6 separate regions of the Homo sapiens genome follow, and all the other regions are linked to region 2. A link is a loop called in an ENCODE intact Hi-C map of the cell type or tissue named here. Cell type or tissue: GM12878. All regions are shown on one strand.

Region 1 (4,000 bases), 490 kb before region 2:
TACAAAAATTAATTGTATTTTTATTTACTATCAATAAACACTTGAAGGTTGGATTTTTTCAAAGTACTATTTAAACAGCACGCACACACCTACACACACAACAAATTATATATGTAAGATCTACACGCTGAAGACTACAAAATTCTGATTAAAAAAATCAAAGACCTAAACAAGTGGAGAGAGATACACCAATCCAATCAAAATCCCTACAGGATTTTTTGTAGAAATCAACAAGCTAATTCTAAACTTTATATATAAAAACAAATAAACTAGAAAGGCTAAAGCAATTTTGAAGAACAACAAAGTTGGAAGATCCACACTATCTAATTTCAAGACTTAACTATAAATCGACAGTAATCAAGGCATAAGGGATAAGCCAGGGATGGTGGTGCGTGCATGTAGTCCCAGCTACTCAGGAGGTTGAGGCAGAAGGATGGCCTGGAGTTCAAGACCAGTCTGAGCAACACAGTGAGACCCTGTCTCAAAAAAAAAAAAAGAAAGAAAGAAAGAAAGAAAGAAAGAAAGAAAGAAAGAAAGAAAGAAAGAAAGAAAAGAAAAAAAATAGTGGAGAAGAAAGGATAGACATACAGATGACTGGAACAGAATAGAGTCATACATATATGGTGAATTGACTTTCAACAAGTTTGGAAAGAGGCAATTCAATGGAGAAAGGATAGATTTTTCAGTGAATAGCTGGAACAATTAGATATTCATATGTAAAAAAAATGTACCTCAATCTACGCCTTGCACTCTCTACAAAAAAGATCATAGACCTAAGCATGACACCTAAAGCTAAAAATCCTCTAGAAGAAAACAGGGAGAAATCTTTCTTTCAGCAAAGTCCTAACCCCACTTGGCTTTGTGAGGTAGGTTGATAGAATTGTTGTGACAATAAGGGAGATAGCAAAATGAAGGTTACTAACATAGTCCCTGCTCTTTTAAATATCTGTTGCTTTGTCAGTTTCCTTCTCTTTCCCCCCATGACTGATCCCAAAATAACTTACCACAGCCTATTTGACAAAAGCCAATGGAAGTATCAAGTGATTGTGAATAAATTGAATACTAAGACCCGGCTGGTCATCTCGTGAATCTAGCATTTTCATTAGGTTCTTAATTTTCCACCAGAAATGACAGCAGTCCTACCATCTGTTTGGTGCTTTTAAAACATACGGATTGCTCTTAATCAGCTACACAAATTGCCCACACTCCAAGCTGTTGAAATTGAATACCAGCTTCAAATACCTGCTGCTCAACTTTATCGAAAATCCCGTGGAGCATAGTTTGAAAGTCATACTCTCTGTTCTTTTCTTTTAGCATTATTTCCCAGGTCAAGACAGCTCAGACACAGCTGCATGAAGAAACCCATGGTCTTGACTCCAGGAATTGTCTTCTGACTTGGTGTCATGCCTTCATCCAAAATGAAACAACTTTAGGAAACCTCTCATGGAATCCATTATTACCTTTAGTGAATACACTGTAAACCTGCATTTCAACTTATTTAGTTTACTTTTTTATAGTGTGTATGTTCATTAAGCCACCTCAAATCTCTTGGGAAACTATATGGACTCTAAATAATCCTGGTGTTATAATAATCGCTGAGGAGTTGGTGCAATTATACAAAATTTCCACTAGGAGGAGGCAGAGCACGAATGATAAAAAATTCAGGTTAGACTATCATTTATACGTTGTACAATTATTTCTAAATTAGAATCTTTATTATTTTAAAAAACATACATAATTAAAATAGATCCTTTGAATATGTGGATGTGGTATAATTTAGAAGAGGAATGTAAATTTTAAAAATTATGCCCTACATTTTAGCTGCAATTTGAACAGACACAATGAATTCAGTTGGAACTCAGGGGAATTTCCCTAATTAGAAGGCTGAAGAATTTTAAGCACAAAGAAATGTTAAATGTAGACAGTGTACAATAATTTTTAAAGGTAACTCTTTTGATAACATTTATTGTTTGCTTTTTTTTTCTAGGTGCCATTTAAGGAAGACAAAACTGTATTTTATTCACTAAATCTACTTGGCATTTGCTTTTTAAACTTTAGTCATGGACTACACTCAAAGATTGTGACTCGTGACCTTGGCATATATCACAGGACCTGCTGAGGACAGGAGTGGGGGGTCTGTCAGTGACACAGCAGGGAGGGTCGTAGATAAGGAATCCACAAAAGACAGGGGTAGCCAAGGGCCACTTTCCACAAAGTGGCACTGTCCTCACAAGATTGGGAAAGTGTTTAAAGAAGACTCAGCCAGGCATGGTGGCTCATGCCTGTAATCCCAGCTCTTTGGGAAGCCAAGGAGGGCAGATCACCTGAGGTCAGAGGTTCGAGACCTGCTTGGCCAACACAGTGAAACCGTGTCTCTACAAAAAATACAAAAATTAGCTGGTGGGGTGGCAGCCACCTGTAGTCCCAGCTACTTGGAAGGCTGAGGCAGGAGAATCACTTGAACCCGCGAGGTGGAGTTGCAGTGAGCCAAGATCGCACCACTGCACTCCAACCTGGGCAACAGAGCAAGACCCCGTCTCAAAAAAAAAAAAAGAAGAAGAAGAAGAAGATTCAGCACTCTCAAGTGCAGTGTCAGCAGCAAAAAAGCAGGGAGTATCAAAAAGTCTCTGCAAAGGAAAAAGAGGGAGAATCGAGTAGATGCTCTAATGAATTCTGTACGTAGATAGCCTGGGCAAGGATACCATAGAGTTGGGATCTAACTAACACCAGCTAGAAGAGAGCATGATTTCTCTTGCTATCTGATGATAGGCAAGTAATGATTAGGTTTAGGGAGTCAGGAAAGGATACTAACTTTGCTCCAGTTCTCTCCTGGGCAATGGAGATTAGGCAGAGGGTATGCTTGGAGAGGCCTTTGTGGGGTGAGCAGGGGCAGGTGGTAAGAAATAAGAGTTGAGAAAAAGACAGTTCTCTCCTGGCCTCTTAGTGGGGAACAATCAGGGAAGCCAGCTGTGGCTCCCAGGGGCCCAGGGTCCTCTGGGCTGGGGGAACCAGGGCTTCTCAAGGGCGAGTTCCTCTGGGGGGTTTTGGTTTGGTTCTGTTTTGTATTGGTAAGCTGTCGTTGCAGTATAACATACATAAAGAAAAGAACACAAATCATGAGTTGTTCAACTGATAAATTTTCCTCACGATGACTGTATTCACGCCCGGGACAAGAAAAGGATCAGAACCTCAAGAGTGCCCTTGCACGCCCTTCTAACCCCCTGGATTAGGTTGCTGGGTTGTGAACTTGACAGAAATGAACCATACATGGAGCGCTCTTTCAGGTCGGCTTCTTTTGCTCAGCACGATGTTTGTGGGAGTCACCCGTGTTGTTGCAGGAAGCTGTAGTATGCTCAGCCTCCTTCCTTGGCAGCTGGGCTTCCCTAGACAGTCATTGGAAGAGAGTAGCAGATGCCAACACCATTGCTAGGAGCCATTCCAAGAATCAAAGGCTCAAGTTAAACTCAATCCAATGAATATGTGACTTTGTGTTTTACCGGACAACTGTTTGCAGCATCTTCCCATAGAGTGTTCCTTTAGATTGTGGTCTAAATGATTGATTGGCATAATAAGAATGATTCCTTTGGGAGGCCAAAGTGGGCAGATCACTTGGATCAGAAACTAGCTTGGCCAACATGGTGAAACCCCGTCTTTACTAAAAAAACAAAAAAATTAACTAGACATGGTGTCATGTGCCTGTAATCCCAGCTACTCTGGAGGCTGAGGCAGAAGGATCGCTTGGACCCGGGTGGCAGAGGTTGCAGTGAGCTGAGATCGTGCCACTGCACTCCAGCCTGGGTGACAGAGAGTCTCTCTCAAAAGGAAAAAAAAAAAAAGGAACGATTCATATATGGCTAATGATTTGATACCAAATGAGCCCAGACAGGCACTACACAGAACCTCGGCCTTGTTTTCACTGTTTTGGAAATAATAACATTGGTTCTGCTCACTTTCTGCTCGGATGAATTCACAGAGAAAGTTAACACTGGCCGTGGTCACT
Region 2 (4,000 bases):
TTTTTCCCCCGATTCAAAAACATTTGTGTGGTTATATGTCAGAAAGTGTTCTATTTTAAAAATAAAACCAAGCCTGGCACAGTGGCACATGCCTGTAATTCCAGCTACTCCAGGAGGTTGAGGTGGGAGGAACATGAGTTTGAGCCCAGCCTGGGCCAAAATAGTGAGACTCCATCTACAAAAGAGTTTTGGCTGGGCACAGTGGCACACACCTGCAATCCCATCACTGTGGGAGGCAGAGGTGAGAGGATTGCTTGAGGCCAGGAGTTTGAAAGTAGCCTGGCCAACATAGTGAGACTCCATCTCCATAAAAATAAAAAAAAATTAAAAACCAACCAAATACACGCTTATTCTTTTGCATTGATGTTGGAGTTTTCAGAGTACCAGCCTTTTCACATTACTTTCTTTCAGCTATTAGAATACAGTGAAATTACTCTGTTCTGGTCCCTCATTACCATATTTCTCCTTCTCATCAACATGCTTTGGCAGGGAAAACAGTTTATAATTCTAAGTGACTTTGGTCAGAAGAGCTACCAGTGACATATACTGCTACATTAAACCAGTTTAAAGTGTGTTTTCCTTTGAATGCCCTGGAATATACAGTTGTTCTGAAATCTAGTGTATATTATAAGAGGTAGGTTTGTGTTGGAGAGTGAGCAGGATAAAGAAAAACGTAGCAGTTCAAGACTAAAAGGCCTAAACAATTCAGTCCTGGTATAGTCATGGAAGTGACAATTTTAATCTGTAATTTGAGCAGTGTTATTACCCGTCATATTATTGGATCAGGGTGGAAATGATGTTGTATGTAAGTTAGAAATACTTTATTTATTACTTGGATTGCTGTCTTGTAGGGACACAACTTGCAGCTCTCCACAACTGCATCAAGAATTTGGACGTAGTTTTTTTTTAGGATCTCAGGCTTATATTGCAGAAGCAGTGATTATTGTAAACTATTCTGGTTTCTTAATGACCTATCCCAATCTCACTTATCTTATGTACCACTGTTAAAACTATATCGATTATTTAAGTAGTTAAAAATCCTTTCATTTAAGGCTAAAGTACGTGCCTGTCATTTTTATAGAAAGCAGTAAAAGTGAGATAGGGCACTTTTGGGGGTTAAGCTGTGAGCAATACTTAAGATTAGCACCAGCCTTATTTATAATTGTTATAATATGTTGCAAAGATTGGCTGCAATAGCCTATCTTTTGTGGGGGGCTGCAGAGGGGGCAAAAATAAAATACAAAAAAATTTATTTAGAATATTTTAGATAATTTAAAAGGTACAAAAAATAGCATGATGAACTTTCCTTTTTCTCTAGACCTATTTAAATCCTTTTATTTATTCATTGTTCATCTCAACTGTGACCTATTCAGTGAAGCCTGACCTCTTCCATCTTAAGTCTGTTGCACATCGTATATAGTAGTGAGAGCAGTGTGACTAGAGGAGTTGAAAATAAGATTTATGTATGTAGTAGAAATGTACCTAGAAATCTAGTGAAAGCTAAACTTCAACATTTCACTGTATGCAGAACAAAACTAATAAAGTATAGATTTGAGAGGAACCAAACAAAATAATTATTTTAGGAAGATCAGTTGTGTGGAGCAATAGGTCTAAAAGGAAGTGGTGAATTGCCAACTCATTTTGATTGGCTTTTTCACTGTACTTACTCTGTGAAATTTTACTTGGCCTTCAAACAGTTTACCATTTTGCTAGAAGAGAAAGGAGATGGCAGAATTCTTAATTATGAATTTTTCTAGTTTTCAGGGTTTTAGAATCCTTTTAGAACCTGTAAACTTTTTCCCTATTGACAGTGAAGTGAATACAGTGGCTATTAGATTCTACTTTTCAACATTGGTAGTATTTTCTGCTCCCAGTGCCAGAAATGCAAGTAAAGCTGGCTAACCATTTTCTCTGAGCTGTTGCAGCCCTCTACTGGTTTATGGAAGTTGCAGCAATTTAGAACCTGTTAGGGCCAGAAGGTCAGTAAACTCAGCAACTCATTTAAAAAATCTCAGACCTTTAGAAGTCATCTGTGCCAACCCTCTCAATTGCAGATGAATATTTTATATACCTACCTTAACAATTCTGGAGGGAGGGAAAAATATATATATATACACACACACGTATGTATGTATGTATAAGATACCCTAGGCAAATAGATAATTGTAAATATAACTGCCCATATTTATTTACAAACTCTAAATGTATTGTTAGAATGTGATCCTTTACAATCAGATGTTTCATGTTGTCAAAAACATCTCTTTAAAGTCTTGTAAATATTTAATGAAGTAATGAAAATTTTATTTTTTAAAAATTTGAGGTGTTTATTTATTACTATTAGAAGATAAATACAACAGATAAATGCTAATTGCTTAAATTATTTCCAAAGCAATTTTACTTATTTATTGCTGGAGCCAGAACTTAGGTTTCATTCTAGGCTTCTTGTTCTTGTTTACTCTTCCACCCCTGTCCCCTGTGATCCTCCCCCCGCCACAATCTGGTCATTGTGCTTTAAGTGGTCTCCTTGTGTCTTAGGTAATTCCTCTTAAGTCCATCTTCCAGAGTTTCACCAAGGGCACCTTTCTGAACACACTACTCGAATTATGTCACTACTTTTTTAGAAGCCTTTTTTGTTACCATAAAGAACAGACTACACAATGACAAGGGGCTTCATGATGAGATCCCTTCCTGCTTCAGCCTCATTTTCTGTCCCACTCTGCTTCAGTTTTTTGCTGTTCCTTCATTGTGGTCTGCTTTTGTGTGTGGGCATGTGTGTACACCTGTGCATATGCTTATCCTCCTCCCACACCAGCCCCATCTATATCTACCTGCCTCAGAGTCATCCTCAACACTCTATTTTAGTGTTCCCTCTTCTTGAAATTCCCTACCCCTACCTCCGTACGCATGCACCCAAATTGGGTGCTTGCTTACATAGCATTTATTATTCTGCATGGTAACTAAATTGTCTTTTTTCTGTTAAAAACTGTCAGTTCCCTTCAGGCTAGGATTGTGTTTTGTTCATCTTAGTTCCATTATGTGACATGTAAGTGTTTAATAAATGCTAAGTGATAGAATAATTGCATGAGCAAACTAGGATATGATAGCTAAAGGAAATACCCACACTTAAATAAGTTAACATCACAGACTTAATTCATTTTTCTTGACATTTTAAGGAGAATTAGTTCATTTAGACTAGTGTTTATTGAACATACTTTTCATGATATCTATATTAAGGAAAGCGATGGTTGGGGGAGATAAAGAATAGTAGAATTTTAGAATTGGAATGAACATCATTTTAAAATGAGGAAACTGAAAGCCAAAGAGTTTACTAGAAATTTCAAGTTACAATTAGAACCCAAGTTTTATAGTGCTTATTTTTTACTTTCCTAATTTCCTTCTAATGTATTTTACCTAGATTTGGCTAGGATTAGTAGATACCGGTTGTTTATTATTTCAGGCAATTGGACTATCTAAATAGAACTCTATCCTGTAGGTTTACCTTTGTGGAATTTTGAAAGTAATAATAGACATATAGCTAAAGCAAACCGACTATTTGTAATGATTTATTTATTTATTTATTAAATTTTATTTTTTTTTTTTTTTGAGACGGAGTCTCACTCTGTCACCCAGGCTGGAGTATAGTGGTGCAATCTGGACTCACTGCAACCTCCACCTCCTGGGTTCAAGCCATTCTGCTGCTTCAGCCTCCTGAGTAGCTGGGACTACAGGCATGCGCCCACCACGCCCGGCTAATTTTTGTATTTTTGGTAGAGACGGGGTTTCACCATGTTGGCCAGGCTGGTCTCGACCTCCTGACCTCAGGTGATCTCGCCTCGGCCTCACAAAGTGCTGGGAATACAGGAGTGAACCATCGTGCCTGGCCTGTAATGTATTTATTTTGTATAGTCTTCTGAATTCTTTGTCAGGCTCAGTTTCCCGAAAGGTATAATATTTAGCAGCACCAATAAAAAATGAATCCTTTGTTTACTGGATTGAGCTT
Region 3 (4,000 bases), 160 kb before region 2:
AAAGCTACCATTTATTAGTAGTCTTCTACGTGCCAGGTACTTTACATACTTTTTTCCTAATCTTCAAACAACTCTGCAAAGTAGGCAGTACAGGTCCTGTCTTAGCCTTCTATTGCTATGTAACAAATCATCACAAACCTGGTGGCTTAAAACAGGACCCGTTTATTATCTCACGGTTTCCATGGGTCAAGGAGTCCAGCATGGCTCAGCTGGGTCCCTTGCTCAGTGTCTCTTAAGGCTGAGACACCAGCAAGGTGTCAGCTGGGCTGTAATCTCATCTCATCTCATGTCACTGAAGTCTTCGTCCAAGCCCACTAGTGGCTGGCTCCAGAGATGGCTTGCCCCCGCTACAATGGCAGCCAACGTTCCCGACGGGTATAGGACTGAGGTTCCTGCTTTCTTGCTGGTTGTCAGCTGGGGCTGCTCTAAGCTCCTAGAGGCTGCCTATCATTCTCTGCTGTGTGGTTTTCTCCACAGCAAGGCAGTTTGCTTCTTCAGTCCTAGTACTTTGGGAGGCTGAGGGAGAAGGGTCGTTTGAGATCAGGAGTTTGAGAGCAGCCTGGGCAACATAGTGAGACCCCATCTCTAAATAAATAAATAAATAAGTGCCATCAGGAGAATATTCCTGACTCCCATTTGTCTGTGACTTCTGGACCCTCTTTCAAAGACTCACCTGACTAGGCCAGGTCCACCCAGGATAACCTCCCCTTCATTAACTCAGAACCAACTCATTGGATACTCTAATGGCAGAATCCCTTCACCTTGGCCATACAATGAAAGATAATCATGGCTGTGATGTCCCACCATATTCACAGGTCCCATCACCCTCACGGCAGGCGGTTATCCAGGGCGTGTATACCAGGTGAAAGGCCTAGGACTCTGTCCACCACAAGCCCTGCTTTATAAGTCATGAGTTACCTGTCTAAAGTCCCATGGGTGACAGATAGTGACACTGGACCTTCCCTCAAGCAAAGCGTCCTGAGCCCACCTTGGGGAGAAATAACCCTCTCTGGACAAGTCCAAGTTTATTCTTACACATCACAGCTCTGTTCTAACAGCAAACTTCACAATCTTAAAATGAACCCTTTCTGAGGTCTTCTGGAGCACCTGCATTTCCTGAGTACTTTACTACATGTCAAATTCACTGCGGCTCAATCCAGACCCAGATTCCCCTAGGAGTGCCCCCTCGGTGCACGTCAACCAACTCTGAGCCTGTGCCATCAATTACCCAGAAACCAGCTGACAAAAATGACTAATAACGGCATGCACACAAGGGAACAGTTCTCCTGACTCGATTCTATTTCCTCTCTCTCTGCCCCCACTCTGTCTTTGCCCAGGCATCACACCATTGCTCACAAAGCTTCGCCACCTGGACAGTTTCCCACTCAGCTTGTGATAATCCTTCTCTTGCCTGGCCTGGGCCTCACCCAGATTAAGCACTCAAGAAAAATCTTGGATTGAACTCTTCTTGCTTGGTAATAAGCACATTTTAGACTACCTTTATCTTTTCCCCCAAAGTTTCAAGTGCTCGGGGTGCTTAACTGATGTTTGATGTGTGCAGAGCTGTGTGCATTTAGTCCCTCAGTTTCTCCCCAGGTGAGCCTGCAGAGAGAGTGTCTCTACTCATTGGCTCAGACACTTCCCTCTTTTCTCTACCCAGGTAGCAACATGCTGAGCTTTTCCTACTCTAGAGAGCACAGTGCAAGAAACTCCAGTCTGTCAGGCACCTACTAAATGTCATATCCGTATACGTGCAATGATCTATCACCTTTTATAGTTGTAGAATCTGAGGCTCAGAGAGATCAGATAGCTTGTCTGAGGTCATACTGCTGTTGGTATTGCAGCTAGGAGTTGAACTCAAGACTGTGTTTTGGCAAAGCTGTCCTCTTTCCATACTTACTGTTAAACGTTTTGTTGTGTTTTCTTAAACCAAGTATAGTCCCAACAACTTTGAACAGCGTTTGGTAGGTAAAAGCTTTAAGGGGATCTTTTAGGGTGTTAATGAGACTTCTTAACAGATATGCATTTCTCAAACGTGACAACGTAACATTCATATTAAATGTAAAGCTTGGTATTTCTATAGAATTTTTCATACATTTCTGCATCTTAGTGCATGTATTTGCCTGAGATATATTAGTCTTTCAGGAAATATTTGAAGACAGAAAGGCAGGATGAGAGGAGAGGAAGGCGGTGGGGATATGTGGGGTGCTGGTGGGCTGTGTGTGGGGTGGGGGATGCCTGCTACCAGGAGCCTGAGAGCTGCAGGGCCGACTCAGGATTGGTACATCGTCGCTGCTTTAGCGTGCTTCTATCGCCACCTAGCCACCTTGGGGAGAAATGCCCTCTCCGAGCAAGTCTGTCCAGACTTCCCCTGAATGTAGTTTGCCCACTTACAGGTGGGTACCTTTAGACCATGAGACTTGGATAGTCCTTCCCACAATGGAAGCCTGTGTGCCCTACCTTTTTTTTAATTAGTGGCTTTCTTTAGCAGTTGATTCCAAGGCCTATTACATTTAAAGAGAAGTTTTTGAAAATTGGTACCACTAAGGATTGGCACCGTTAAGCCTCCTCAGCACAAAAGAAGGGGATTGTTACTCCTTTGAGAGCCCTTTCCTGTGGGAGTCCCTGATACTGCCATGGACCCTCCCTGTGCACATGTCCATATCCAGATCAAATGTGGTCTCCATGAAACTTGCGAAGCAACAGCTTCCATTTAATCCACACTTGCCGTGTGCTGGGGGCTTTATGAGTGTTTTCTCATGTAATTCTCACAGCAATCTTCTGAGGTAGGTATGATTACCTCCACTACGTGGTTAAGGGCACCGAGGCACAGTGAGGTCCTGGAGCTGGTCCATGGCAAAGCTGGGATTTGAACCCAATTGGCCTCTTCCCCAGGCCTATGACCCTCCTTTCATCCAGCATCCCTTGATTTCCCCAGCCAAAGTGTCATCTCCCTCCTCTTTGTTTCTGTCTCCTAATGCCATTTTCGACTCCTTCCTTCAGATTATATTTTCTGTTTCTCTAAACCACAGACTGCAACTCTACGAGGGGCATCGTCCTCTGCTGTGTTGTGTGTGCACACACAGATTCTCGCTTGAGGTGGTTACTCAATTCACTCATCCAGGTTGTGAAATTGCAACTGCTTCAATTTTTTGTTCTATTTCAGTCGTTCTGAGTTGGTGTCTCCCAAGGTATATCTAAGGATCCCCAGTGTCAGAGAATAGCCCAGGGAATTGTAGTTATTTGCATTCAAATCTGCTCTTATAGGAGGAGGACTGTCAACTAATGGTGCTGTATATAACAAAGGCAGAAATGGGATTGACCACTGAGAGAGGAAGAGGGGAAGAGAGAGCTGCAGCCAGACTGGTGGCAGGACCACCTGGGAACAGTGTCTTGGTTCACATATTTTGGGGAAAGTGATCAGCAGGCAGGGAGCAAAGAGTTCTGTTGGCTCCATCCTGGAGCAGGCTGAGTAGAGGCATCAAGGAAAAAAATGTCCCTGGTTTGCTGACTCTTCCTCTTTTTTTTTTTTTTTTTTTTGAGACGTAGTCTGGCTCTGTCGTCCATGCTGGAGTACAGTGGTGCAATCTCAGCTCACTGCACCCTCCACCTCCTAGGTTCAAGTGATTCTCCTGCCTCAGCCTCCCAGGATTACAGGTGCTAGGAGGCTGAGGATTACAGGCGTCCACCACCCACGCCCAGTACTGTAAAAGTGCTGGGATTACAGTCCTCCACCACCATGCCCTGCTAATTTTTGTATTTTTTTTTTAGTACAGACAGAGTTTCACCATGTTTACCAGACTGGTCTCGAACTCCCGACCTCAGGTGATCCGCCCACCTTGGCTTCCCAAAGGGCTGGGATTACAGGCATGAGTCACCGCACCAGGCCAGGTTTGCTGACTCTTGGGAGTCTGGCTGTGTTGTAAGTGACAGGCTGCCCTGGGTTCTCCACCTTCAGCTATGAGCACCATCCTGCATGAGGTTCCTCAGCAGGGGACTG
Region 4 (4,000 bases), 450 kb before region 2:
AGACCAGCCTGGCCAACGTGGAGAAACCCTGTCTCTACTAAAAATACAAAAAATTAGCCAGGCATGGTGGCGCGCACCTGTAATCCCAGCTACTCAGGAGGCTGAGGCAGGAGAATCACTTGAACCTAGGGGGCGGAGGATGCAATGGGCCAATATCATGACACTGCACTCCAGCCCGGGCGACAAGAGCGAAACTCCATTTCAAAAAAAAAGTAATGTAAAAAGTAATAAAAATAACACTTTTAAGTCAACCTTACTCAGATTCATAAAGCTGGGAATAATATTAAAGCTTATTTAAATTCCACTCCTTAATTTTATAGACAAGGCCTCTAAGGCCCAGGAAGACTGAGCCTATTTTGTGCAAGGTCACTAAACAAATCATTGTGTCCAGGCATAGAACCCACATTGTTCTATCTCTTCATTGGTAAAGTATGCCTGACAATAATTTTACACAGGAATAATATTTAAAATGTTTATTTCATAAGCACTGTTATTTGCTGCTATGGAACCTTCTGTAAATCCATGGTTCTATTTTTGCTTTCCATGTAAACATACCCTTATTTTGTATGTAAAGATGAGCTTAGAGTTGGGCTGGAAAGCCAGACTTCCTTCCAGACAGCAGGAGGAAATGGGAACAGGCATCCTCTATTTCAAATCTCTACTTCTGTTTCGACAGGTAATAATGTTGCCAGATGCCAGGGGTTCGGGCCAGGTCCAGTTGTCACTGTAGAGAAAGCCAATCACTGAGATGATGAGTATTGCTGGGGAAGAAAGGCTTTAATGCAGGTGACATCAGCTGGGACATGGGAGACCAGTCTCAAATCTATCTCCCTAACTATCTAAAGTTAGGGGTTTATATAGCAGGGGGTTAGAGAGAGGTAAAGAAGAGGAATTGGTCAACAGGCAGCAGGTGCATCTCATGACTGGATGCCATCATCTGAAAAGTTTCAGTTCCCTGATACTATCTGGGAGCCCTGATGGTTGGTTTCCCGAGAAAGAAACTCAGACAAAACAAATATAAGTTCCTCAGGCTTCAGTTCTATGGGAAAATCAAGCCAGGTTCAGCAACTCTGTAGGTAGAGAAATCAGCAATGGTGAATTATGATAAGAGCAAACATGGTGAGATGTAGAATGTTCTCAATTAACCCATTAATTTCTCTTAAATTTTTTGGAAACACATGCTGCTGACCAGGAAAGGTAGAGAACTTTGATTAGTTTTCCTTACATAACAACGTATTTTTCCTGTGCAACAAGCTTAGAATCCCAGGATAATTTTTGAAAGTTTAGCAGTTATGTTTTAAGAGAAAAAGAGTTCAAATGTTCAATTTCAAGGCAATATGCCAAAAGGTTGCAAACATGTAGCAAACATGCCAAAAGGTTGTATAAGGGAATTCTGCCTCCTCTGATGAAAGAAGATTCTTAGAACCACCTGGAGGCTGTTTTAAATTATACATACACCCATCACCGTGGGGCTGACCATTCCATAATAGATTCTATTTTATCCCAGTGGGGAAGGGTGCCATCCCAAAAGCCACCACAAGGGGGCACCCTCCGGGACATCGCGGCTCTCTCGGGGCAGGAGCTGTCTCTTTCTCAACCCTGCCAGCCCCAGAGCCCCACCTGCTTTTTTTTTTTTTTTTTTTACAAATGCCATTTAATTTCTTTTTTTTTTTTGCTAGAACAGTTTTGCTTTTATTAAACTATTTAATAAGACATATTTTAAAAGTAAATCAAATTTGGCTATAAATACTTTATATTTAAAAATTAAAATTCTTGAATTATACCCTGTATTTTGCCTTTTTTTCTCATGTAACTATTTTAATGAGGTATCATTCACGTACCATAAAATTTAACTTTTTAAAAGATACAATTCAGTGTGTCTTAGTATATTCACAAAGTTATACAACTATCATCATTATGTAATTCCAGAACACTTTTCTCACCCCAAAAAGAAACCCTGTACCCATTAGCAGCAGTCACTCCCATTCCTCCTTCCCTCAGCCCTTGGCAACTACTAATCTACTTTCTGTCTTTATGGAATTGCTAATTCTGGACATTTTATACAAATGTAATCATGTACTATGTGGCCTTTTGTGGCTGGTTTCTTTCATTTAGTATAGTTTTCAAGGTCCATCCATATTGGATCATGTATCAGTACTTCATTGCTTTTTGTGGCTGGATAATATTTCATTTATTAATATACCACGTTTTGCTTATCCATTCATCTACTGATGGGCATGTGTATTGGAATACTACTATGAACATCTATGTACAAGTTTTTCTGTGTATATATCTTTTTTTTTTTTTTTTTGAGACGGAGTCTCGCTCCGTCGCCCAGGGTGGAGTGCAGTGGCGCAATCCCGGCTCACTGCAAGCTCCGCCCGCCAGGTTCACGCCATTCTCCTGCCTCAGCCTCCCAAGTAGCTGGGACCACAGGCGCCCCCCACCACGCCCGGCTAATTTTTCGTACTCTTAGTAGAGACGGGGTTCCACCGTATCAGCCAGGACGGCCTCGATCTTCTGACCCCGCGATCCACCCGCCTCGGCCTCCCAAAGTGCTGGGACCACAGGCCTGAGCCACCGCGCCCGGCCTGTATATATCTTTTTAATTGTCTTGGGTATACACCTAAGAGTAGAATTGCTGTGTCATATGGTAAATCTCTGAGGAATAGCCAACTTTCCAAAGTGTCTGCACCATTTTACATTCCCATCCACAGTGTATGAGGGTTCTAATTTTTCCACATACTTGCCAACATTTGTTATTGTTCATCTTTTTTTATTTTAGCCATCCTAATGGGTGTGACTTCTATTTGCATTTCTCTAATGACCAATGAAGTTGAGTACATTTTCATATGCTCATTGGTGATTTATATATCTTCTTTGAAGAAATGTCTATTCAAATCCTTTGAACATTTTAAAATTGTGTTACTTGTCTTTTTATTGCTGAGTTGCAAGGGTTCTTTATATATTCTGGACACCAGTTTTGTAGCCATTTAATTTCTTGAAATGAGAATCACTACTTGTGGTTGTCACTCCCCTAACCGTATATTTTTAAAAACTGATATACTTCTCTAATGGTAATACAAAAAAGAAATAATAAGAAACCAACTTATAACAAAATAATATCTATTTCAATATATAAAGCTTAGGTACATATATACTACAAAATATATAATGAAGTAGTCAGATGCTCTACATAGAAGCAACTGCTAAAACACGGACAAATACAGGTGGGTTCTATTCATGACTCCAGTCCCTTGAGTGGCACTCCCTCAATGCAATGATCAAAGATAAAAAATGCATTGAAAATCTCCAAATAAAATGCAGTCTTTATTTTATTTTTATTTTCTTTGTGTTGTTTTGAAACAGACTCTCCCTTTCTCACCCAGTGCAGTGGTGCGATCTCGGCTCACTGCAACCTCCACCTCCTGGGTTCAAGTGATTCTCCTGCCTCACCCTCCCGAGTAGCTGGAATTACAGGCATGTGCCACCACATCCGGCTAATTTGTTGTATTTTCAGTAGAGATGGGGTTTCGCTATGTTAGGCAGGCTGGTCTCAAACTCCTGACCTCAAATGATCCACTGCCCTCGGCCTCCCAAAGTGCTGGGATTATAGGCGTGAGCCACTGTGCCCAGCCCAGTCTTGATTTCTACTGTGGTTTCATTCCTAAAAAAAAATTCAGTTGATGGTAAAACAACCCTAAAAACATACTGCTTTAGTATACATATATCAAAACAACACGGTGTACTCTGTCAATGTAATTATGATAATTATGATTTGTCAATTAATAGTTATATTAACTTTTAAAAAATATTTTAAAAACTTAAAAAATACTGCTTTATATGTAAAAGTATTGTGTTTATGTGTAAAACATGTACTTCTAGCCTTAGATAATGATAAACAGATTTTTTTACCCACGTGAATGTTTCAGAGGACTCTTACTTGGAAGTCCTGTAGCAGGAGAGATGACTCTTTTTTTTTTTCTTTTTCTGAGATGGA
Region 5 (4,000 bases), 75 kb before region 2:
GTTTATATACAAGAAAACCTAATTCATTTGAAATACAAGGAGGATTTTAGCTTTAGTTTGATTTTTTAGAACAATAGAACAGAAGCTTCTAAACATTTTTGAACTTGACCTACAGAAAGAAAAGCCCTTTACATCATGCCTCAGTATACACAAATACACATGTGTGCAACAGAAGTTTCACAGAGCAACACTTACTCTACCTGTGAGAAGCACTCTGACATTTTGTTCTATTTTATTTTATTTTATTTATTTTTGAGACGGAGTCTCACTCTGTCACCCAGCTGGAGTGCAGTGGTGCAATCTTGTCTCACTGCAGCCTCCGCCTCCTAGGTTCAAGTGATCCTCCCACCTCAACCTCCCTAGTAGCTGAATTACAGACATGCACTACCACACCCAGCTAATTTTTGTATTTTTAGTAGAGACAGGGTTTCAGCAAGTTGGCCAGGTTGGTCTCGAACTGCTGATTTCAAGTGATCCACCCACCTTAGCCTCTCAAAGTGCTGGGATTACAGGCATGAGCCACCATGCCCAGCCCCTTCTGACATTTTAGATTCTAGTCTAATCTTTCTCTTTTTTTATTTTTGTTCATAGTCTTCCTTAATTATCTTTAAAAAAAAAAAAGTGGTAAAAACGTAACATGAGCTCCATCCTCTTCACAGGTTAAGTGTACAATACAATGTTGTAAACTATAGGCACAATGTTGCACAGCAGATCTCTAGAACTTATTCATCTTTAATAACTGAAATTGTATCCCCTTGAACAACTCCCCATTCCCCCTTCCCCAGCCTTCCCCAGTAGCAATCACCATTGTACTCCTGGCTTCCATGAGTTTGACTATTTTAGATATCTCCGGTAAGTGGGACCATACAGTGGAAAACAGTAAAGAGGTTCTTCAAATCATTTTTTATTTAATTAATTAATTAATTTATTTGTTGAGACACGGTCTCACTCAGTCACCCAGGCTGGAGTGCCATGGTGTGATCTGGGCTCACTGCACCCTCCATCTCCCAAGTTCAAGCGATTCTCCTGCCTCAGCCTCCCAAGGAGCTGGGATTCCAGGCATACACCACCACGCCCAGCTAATTTTTCTATTTTTACTAGAGACAGGGTTTCGACATGTTGGCCAGGCTGGTCTCGAACCCCTGACCTCAGGTGGTCCACCCGCCTCGGCCTCCCAAAGTGATGGGATTACAGGTGTGAGCCATCACGCCTGGCCTCTTCAAATCATTTCAAATAGATCTGGCCGGGTGTGGTGACTCACACCTGTAATCCCAGCACTTCGGGAGGCCGAGGCGGGCGGATCACCTGAGGTCAAGAGTTTGAGACCAGCCTGGCCAACATGGCAAAACCCTGTCTCTACTGAAAATACAAAAATTAGGCTGGGCTCAGTGGCCCACGCCTGTAATCCCAACACTTTGGGAGGCCAAGGTGGGCGGATCACGAGGTCAGGAGATCGAGACCAGCCTGGCCAACATGCTGAAACCCCGTCTCTACTGCAAATACAAAAATTAGCCAGGTGTGGTGGTGCGTGCCTGTAGTCTCAGCTACTCAGGAGGCTGAGACAGGATAATCACTTGAACTCAGGAAGCGGAGTTTGCAGTGAGCCGAGATCGAGCCACTGCACTCCAGCCTGAGTGACAGAGCAAGACTGCGTCTCAAATAAATAAATAAACAAATAAAATAGATCTTTCCTTTTTTTGATGCTGCTCATATTGATATCAGGATCCACTAATACGTTGTTTCTACAACAATGGAACCTGAAGCCTGGGTCTAGCATTGTTTTGCCTGAAATGACACAGTATAGTAATTAAAGGTTCAAAAGTAAATAGGAAAGACAGAGAAGGAGAAAAAGAGAAATTTAAAAACTTAATTACTGACGGCTACTCAGTGGAAATATTACCACCTTTATGCATTTTTAATTCTTGAAGAGATGCCATTTATAAATGCTGCTTATTTTTTCCTACAGGCTGATCGAAGATGATGAAATGCCACATTCGCTTCAGTAAACAGACATCTCAAAGTCCAAAGGAAACAAACTCAAAGGTTAGTTCATTTGTGTCTCAAATAATATTCATCAGCTGGTTTGCTAACTAGGGCAAGTCTCTCTGAAGCAAATGCACGAAGGAACGCGGGTATCATTATCCACTAGGTGGCAATATAGAACAGGAGTAGCCTTAGCCTTAGCCTGTTTACTGACACGTGGGTGGTGTGAACCGCAAAAGAATTTCGAAATCCAGGACTCCCCAGTAATTCACATGGATTCAGACTGAAAGTTTACTCAGCGCTCCTGGCATGTTTCTGCCCTTTCTTGGAACAGCCCTGAATTTCAGCTTCATTCTTGCTGACGGGCTGGTATTTAAAATTAGTAATATCCCTGGCTACTTCCTTGTGGCAATGTAGATGAACTGTTGCTGTGTAAAGTCAGAGCCATAGTGTTGCCTGTATTTATTAATGATCTACAAGGTAAGCATATGCCGTGAAGGTTTTATCTCTCGCCCCCTACCATCTAACAGCTTAAAAATACTGAGTTCCTCACATCATTCCCATTACTAACGATTTTCATATTTCTTTTATTTTTATTTTTATTTTTATTTTGAGACAGAGTCTCACTCTGTCGCCCAAGCTGGAGTGCAGTGGCACGATCTTGGCTCACTGCAACCTCTGCCTCCCGGGTTCAAGTGATCCTCCTTCCTCAGCCTCCCAAGTAGCTGGGACTACAGGCACGTGCCACCACACCCAGCTAATTTTTGTATTTTTAGTAGAGATGGGATTTCACCATGTTGGCCAGGATGGTCTCAATCTCTTGACCTCGTGATCTGCCCGCTTCGGCCTCCCAAAGTGCTGGGATTACAGGCGTGAGCCACCATGCCCAGCCCAATTTCTATATTTCTCAGTTGCTCTGCAAATTGTAAAGTCACTGGACATATTTGATTAACATTTTGGTTCTTGTTGTTCAACTGAAAAGGATGGTCTTCTCAAGTACATATTGGCAAGACATTTTCCCTGCAAGAACTAATAGTTGATAAGTTAGAAATGTATCATAAACAAAAATGTACATTTTATGCAATGTGATCATATTCTTTTGAAATAACCACATGTATGAGAGATTAAAATCCCCACAGGTAACGCTTGTTCATAAAATTTCTTTATATTAACTTAGAAGTTTTACTTATTTTATAATATTTTTTGAAGTAGCTAAAGAGAAGACATTTATAAATGATTTTCTCTTGCTAATTTATGACATTTTTATATCATCTGAATCTTTATGAATACATATTACTTTTACAAACAGAAAAATAAAAGTGTTTTGTTATAGAATAATACATAACTATGAGAGAAAAACATGAATTTTAGTATGGCACAACCTAGAAAGTTATTACTAATGAGTCACATAATTTAAGTGCTAAGTTCATCTTGACCATGAATTGCTGATTTTGGAAATATTTTTGAATTTAGGTCACTTCTACCTATTCTTATCTATAATTAAGCATTCTTCTCAAAGTAGAAAGATCAAGTTGCTCATTATTCTTACTGTGAATACAATTAGTAAGACACCTAATAGTAGCACTTTCAGTTGTTAAAAACAGCAAAACCAGTATATCTAATATTTTTTGTTATTCTTTACACCACACAGTAACTCACATCCATGTGGTGGTTCACAGGTTTATAGCATAAGAAGCATTCTCACTTACCTCTGCACCTTTCGTATTCCTAATAGATGTATGAAATGGGTGGGGCATCTATAGAGACTCTAAGATACAAACTTCTCCATGTAAGACCATACATCTACGCAGTCACAGAGCCGGGGAAGAACTAATCATTGATTCCGACTCAAGCTATTTGCCTTTCATTTCTGTGGGCCTGAAGCCTGTACCCATGAATGCTCCATACATGTTGATGAGGAAGAGGATGCCTTTTTACCAGGCATTCAATGTACTAGATGCTCTTTGTTGCTTTTTCTTCATCTGCACGTGGGGAATGAGCTGGAGGGCGTGAAGAG
Region 6 (4,000 bases), 370 kb after region 2:
TTTGTTTTTGAAGAATTACACAGAGTACACAAATTGTATACAACTTGATGAGTGGGTATGCCTGTGTAACCACTACAAGGATCTGGAAATAGAGCATTATCAATTTTCTTTTGTGCCTCTTTAAAGGGAATCACCTACCCCTCCCATAAGTAAACTTCTTTTATTGTTGATTGATGCTGCCTGATTTTAAACTTACGCATACTTCTATTTGTGTCTAGCTTCTTTTACCCAATATTATATGTTAAAAGTAAAACTTTTAGACAAACTAAATTTAATGGGTTTTTTTTCTTTTGTGTTTTTATTTTGAGACAGAGTCTTGCTCTGTTGCTCAGGCTGTAGTGCAATAGTGTGATCACGGGTCACTGCAACCTCTGCCTCCCAGGTTCAAGTGATTCTCCTGCCTCAGCCTCCCAAGTAGCTGGGATTACAGGCACCCGCCACCATGCCTGGCTAATTTTTGTATTTTTAGTAGAGACAGGGTTTCACCATGTTGGTGAGGCTGGTCTCAAACTCTTGACCTCAAGTGATCTGCCCACCTCAGCCTCCCAAAGTGCTGGGATTACAGGTGTGAGCCACCCTGCCTTGCCAGTTTAACAGAGTTTAATTGAGCAAAGAACGATTAGGGAATCCAGTAGCCCCTAAACCAGAATAGATTTAGAGCGACTCTGGGGCTGCCACATGGTCACGTAATATTTATGGACGGAAAATGTAAAGTGACACACAGAAAACAGAAGTGAGGTACATAAACAGCTGGATTGGTTATAGCATGGCATTAGCCTTATTTGAGCAGTTTGAACAGTTGCCCCCCTGTGATTGGCCAAAACTCTGTAATTGGTACAAGAGTAGATTACAGTCTGTGTACACATCCAGTTAGGTTACAGTTCCCTATGTTCGGAGAAACCTTTAGGCCAAACTTAAAATACATGAGGAGGCAGCTTTAACCTAACATGTTTGTTAGATTGATTCATGTTATTCCATGTGGCAGTAATTTGTTCATCTTTGCACTAGATATTGTTTCATTGCATTATATGTTAGAGTTTATTAATCTCTTCTACTTTTGTTGCTTGTTTGGGTGGTTTTCAGTTTTTGACTGTTATGAATAGTGCTTCTGTGGTGTACATGTTTTTGTATTTCTGTTATGTTTATGCCTGGGAGTGGAATTGCTCATTTGTAGGCCATGTGTATTTCAGCTTCAGTAGATCCCTGCAAAACAGTCTTCCAGAATGCTTGTACCAGTTTACCTTCTCACCAGCAATGTATGAATATTCCACTTGCTAAAGCATCATGGTATTTTGTCCTTAAGATTCTTGCCATTCTGGTTGGTGTGGGGTACATGGTATTTTAGTTAGAGGGTAACTTAGGAAATAGCTGTTATCTTTTATATAATAGCTTGCAAGGTAGCTAGCTAAGGAAAAGAATTAGGAGAGTTACAGATATTAAAAAAAAAAACAACAAAACCAAACTATGACAACTCTGACATGGTTGGTAAAGCAATTGGGCACATTTGTCAGTGTGTGAAAAACCAGAGGTTTCTGATGCAGGGAAGTGGGCCCAGTGGATTTGGCCACCATCTAAAGATGAGGGAATTTCTCAGTTCAATCCTCTACTTAAAAGAGTCTGCAGTTCCTGCTGCAGTCTCCATAAAGAACTTAGCAGCTGGTGACAGGAGAGTGAAGTGTCATAGGAGAATAACTGAAACACATAAACAGTAGTGCAGTTCGTCATTCTCTGAGATTGCCTAAAGTTATAGGCTAGGCAGCACTTAGCTGGAAAAGCTAGGGTAGGTAAAGTGAACACAGGTTGAGTATCCCTATTCCGAAAATCCAAAATGCTACAAAATCTGAATCTTTTTGAGCACTGGCATGACACTTGGAGGAAATGCTCATTGGAGCATTTTGGATTTCAGATTTTTTGGGTTAGAGATGTTGAACTGGTATAATGCAAATATCCAGAAAAATCTGAAATTTGAAACACTTCTGGTCTCAAGTATTTCAGATAAGGGATACTCAACCCGTAGTATGTTAGAGGACACGACTCACGTGATGAAAGGATGCTCGGTCTACTTTAGAAAAGGATTCATTCCATTAGCCCTCTATGTAGAGCCTTTCAGGTGTATCTCTAATGTTTGGTTTGCCTGAATTCCACTTACACACATATGTAATATAAACCCTGTTTCCCCTCCTAATATTGTAAGGATGGTAACTGCTATCTATTTGTCCCCCTCTTGTGGTCAAGAGATGTCACTGCAACATCTCTTTTTGAGAAGAAACCCATTTCTTTGCTGGGAGTGCCCAGGAGGAATTGGCCAAGAAGTGAAAAGCTAGATTAGCTGGTGCCAGGTGGCACCGTTTTTTGGTTCTGTTTTTAGAAAGCATATGGACAGTTTGACATTAAACAAACATATAACTTATACTGTCTCTGTTTCTTTGGCAGCTGAAGGCTATGCAGCCTTTCAGGAAGATAGCTCTGGAGATGAGGCAGAAAGTCCTTCTAAAATGAAGAGGTCCAAGGGAATCCATGTTTTCAAGAAGCCCAGCTTTTCTAAAAAGAAGGAAAAGGATTTTAAAATAAAAGAGAAACCCAAAGAAGAAAAGCATAAAGAAGAAAAGCACAAAGAAGAAAAACATAAAGAGAAGAAGTCAAAAGACTTGACAGCAGCTGATGTTGTTAAACAGTGGAAGGAAAAGAAGAAAAAGAAAAAGCCAATTCAGGAGCCAGAGGTGCCTCAGATTGATGTTCCAAATCTCAAACCCATTTTTGGAATTCCTTTGGCTGATGCAGTAGAGAGGACCATGATGTATGATGGCATTCGGCTGCCAGCCGTTTTCCGTGAATGTATAGATTACGTAGAGAAGTATGGCATGAAGTGTGAAGGCATCTACAGAGTATCAGGTACTGGGAATGTGCACTTCACTTGATGGTTTTTAATAATAACTTCAGTTTCATTTTTCGAAGGAAGAAAAATTATTGTGAGGAAAATTTGGCCTGGATCCTAAGCCTTATTCATTTCCTTGATCCTACCAGTTGCACAAAAATCCACCCCTCTCCCCAGCCTTTCTTTGGTGTTCTGGCATTTGTTTTTTTAATATTTCCTTCCATTAGGAGGATTTCACGTTAGTTGTTCATAGCTTGCAGCAGCCAGGACTAAAACAAAGTGAAGTATACTGGCAGCATTGCTTAACAGGGCTGCATTCAGACCCTGCTTTTTTTTTTCTTTTGTTTGTTTGTTTTTTTGAGACAGAGTCTCGCTCTGTTGCCCAGGCTGGAGTGCAGTGGCGTGATCTCGGCTTACTGCAACCTCTGCCTCCTGGGTTCAAGCGATTCCCCTGCCTCAGGCTCCTGAGTAGCTGGGATTACAGGCGCCTGCCGCCACACCCAGCTAATTTTTGTATTTTTAGTAGAGGCAGGGTTTCACCATGTTGGTCAGGCTGGTCTCGAACCCCTGACCTCAGATGATCTGCCCTCCTCGGCCTCCCAAAGTGCTGGGATTACAGGAGTGAGCCACCACTCCCAGGCGCCTGCTTTTTTTTTTTTTTTTTTCTTTCCTCTCTAAGCAGAGGCTCAGTGGTATGAGGGCCATCAGCAAGAAAAGAAAGGTTAACTGTGTGAAGGAAGCTTCTTGGCCAAGAGACACGTTTATGGACACAGTCATATAATGCATTTCCTTAGCTCAGCTAAGAGGCATGACATGGTTTTGGTTTTGGTTTTCTTGGTGCGCGGTTCTTAGAGTTAGTGCAGTACCCGGTCAATACATGGAGTGGTCCAAGCAAGCTTCTGTTCCATCTCCCTGCTCCAGAAATCCTAGAACAGATACTACACCCAACTTTAGCCAAAAGACCAAGAAGCAGTAAATGTTTAGGCCCCACATGTGAATGCTTTGGTCAGCTACATGCAACTATTACGTATATTAGCAAAATGGATTTTCTATTTATCTTTATTCCATATGTATACAAATTAAATTTCATACTTGGAAAGAATGTGTTTTGATTGGGTATCTAAA

The links. Peaks named below come from ENCODE experiments on the same cell type or tissue, not always from the same donor. Only the 100,000 strongest peaks of a DNase experiment are listed, where the experiment ranks them.
Region 1: it touches region 2 in a loop (2.8-fold over the local background); 16 of 110 quality-filtered maps call a loop at or near these places.
Region 3: a loop joins it to region 2, with 6 times the contacts of the local background. A loop is called at or near these places in 20 of 110 quality-filtered maps.
Region 4: it touches region 2 in a loop (3-fold over the local background); 28 of 110 quality-filtered maps call a loop at or near these places.
Region 5: a loop joins it to region 2, with 7 times the contacts of the local background. A loop is called at or near these places in 95 of 110 quality-filtered maps.
Region 6: a loop joins it to region 2, with 2.8 times the contacts of the local background. A loop is called at or near these places in 14 of 110 quality-filtered maps.

Annotation. Positions count from the first base shown.
Region 1 is chr18:8,653,063-8,657,062 of GRCh38, forward strand. No RefSeq gene overlaps it. Among named protein-coding and RNA genes, the nearest start is that of RAB12-AS1, 19 kb to the left of the region's middle. In GM12878, a CTCF peak has its summit at 1,619 (motif pointing right); no DNase peak of the experiment used is centred here.
Region 2 is chr18:9,146,211-9,150,210 of GRCh38, forward strand. The region is part of intron 1 of ANKRD12 (ankyrin repeat domain 12); the gene reads left to right. Among named protein-coding and RNA genes, the nearest start is that of ANKRD12, 11 kb to the left of the region's middle. In GM12878, a CTCF peak has its summit at 1,941 (motif pointing left); a DNase peak (open chromatin) is centred at 1,891; H3K4me3 peaks cover 501 bases; H3K27ac peaks cover 2,583 bases.
Region 3 is chr18:8,986,136-8,990,135 of GRCh38, forward strand. No RefSeq gene overlaps it. Among named protein-coding and RNA genes, the nearest start is that of NDUFV2, 110 kb to the right of the region's middle. RefSeq lists an enhancer at 3,001-3,110. In GM12878, a CTCF peak has its summit at 2,315; a DNase peak (open chromatin) is centred at 2,283.
Region 4 is chr18:8,695,398-8,699,397 of GRCh38, forward strand. GACAT2 (gastric cancer associated transcript 2) reads right to left here. Exons shown (of 2, transcript NR_120598.1): 2 at 459-724. Among named protein-coding and RNA genes, the nearest start is that of MTCL1, 8.2 kb to the right of the region's middle. In GM12878, a CTCF peak has its summit at 1,527 (motif pointing right); no DNase peak of the experiment used is centred here.
Region 5 is chr18:9,071,630-9,075,629 of GRCh38, forward strand. No RefSeq gene overlaps it. Among named protein-coding and RNA genes, the nearest start is that of NDUFV2, 29 kb to the right of the region's middle. In GM12878, a CTCF peak has its summit at 2,157 (motif pointing right); a DNase peak (open chromatin) is centred at 2,172; H3K27ac peaks cover 612 bases.
Region 6 is chr18:9,514,412-9,518,411 of GRCh38, forward strand. It overlaps RALBP1 (ralA binding protein 1), which reads left to right. Exons shown (of 10, transcript NM_006788.4): 3 at 2,434-2,892. It also overlaps the pseudogene RNU2-27P. Among named protein-coding and RNA genes, the nearest start is that of RALBP1, 41 kb to the left of the region's middle. In GM12878, a CTCF peak has its summit at 2,230 (motif pointing left); a DNase peak (open chromatin) is centred at 2,080.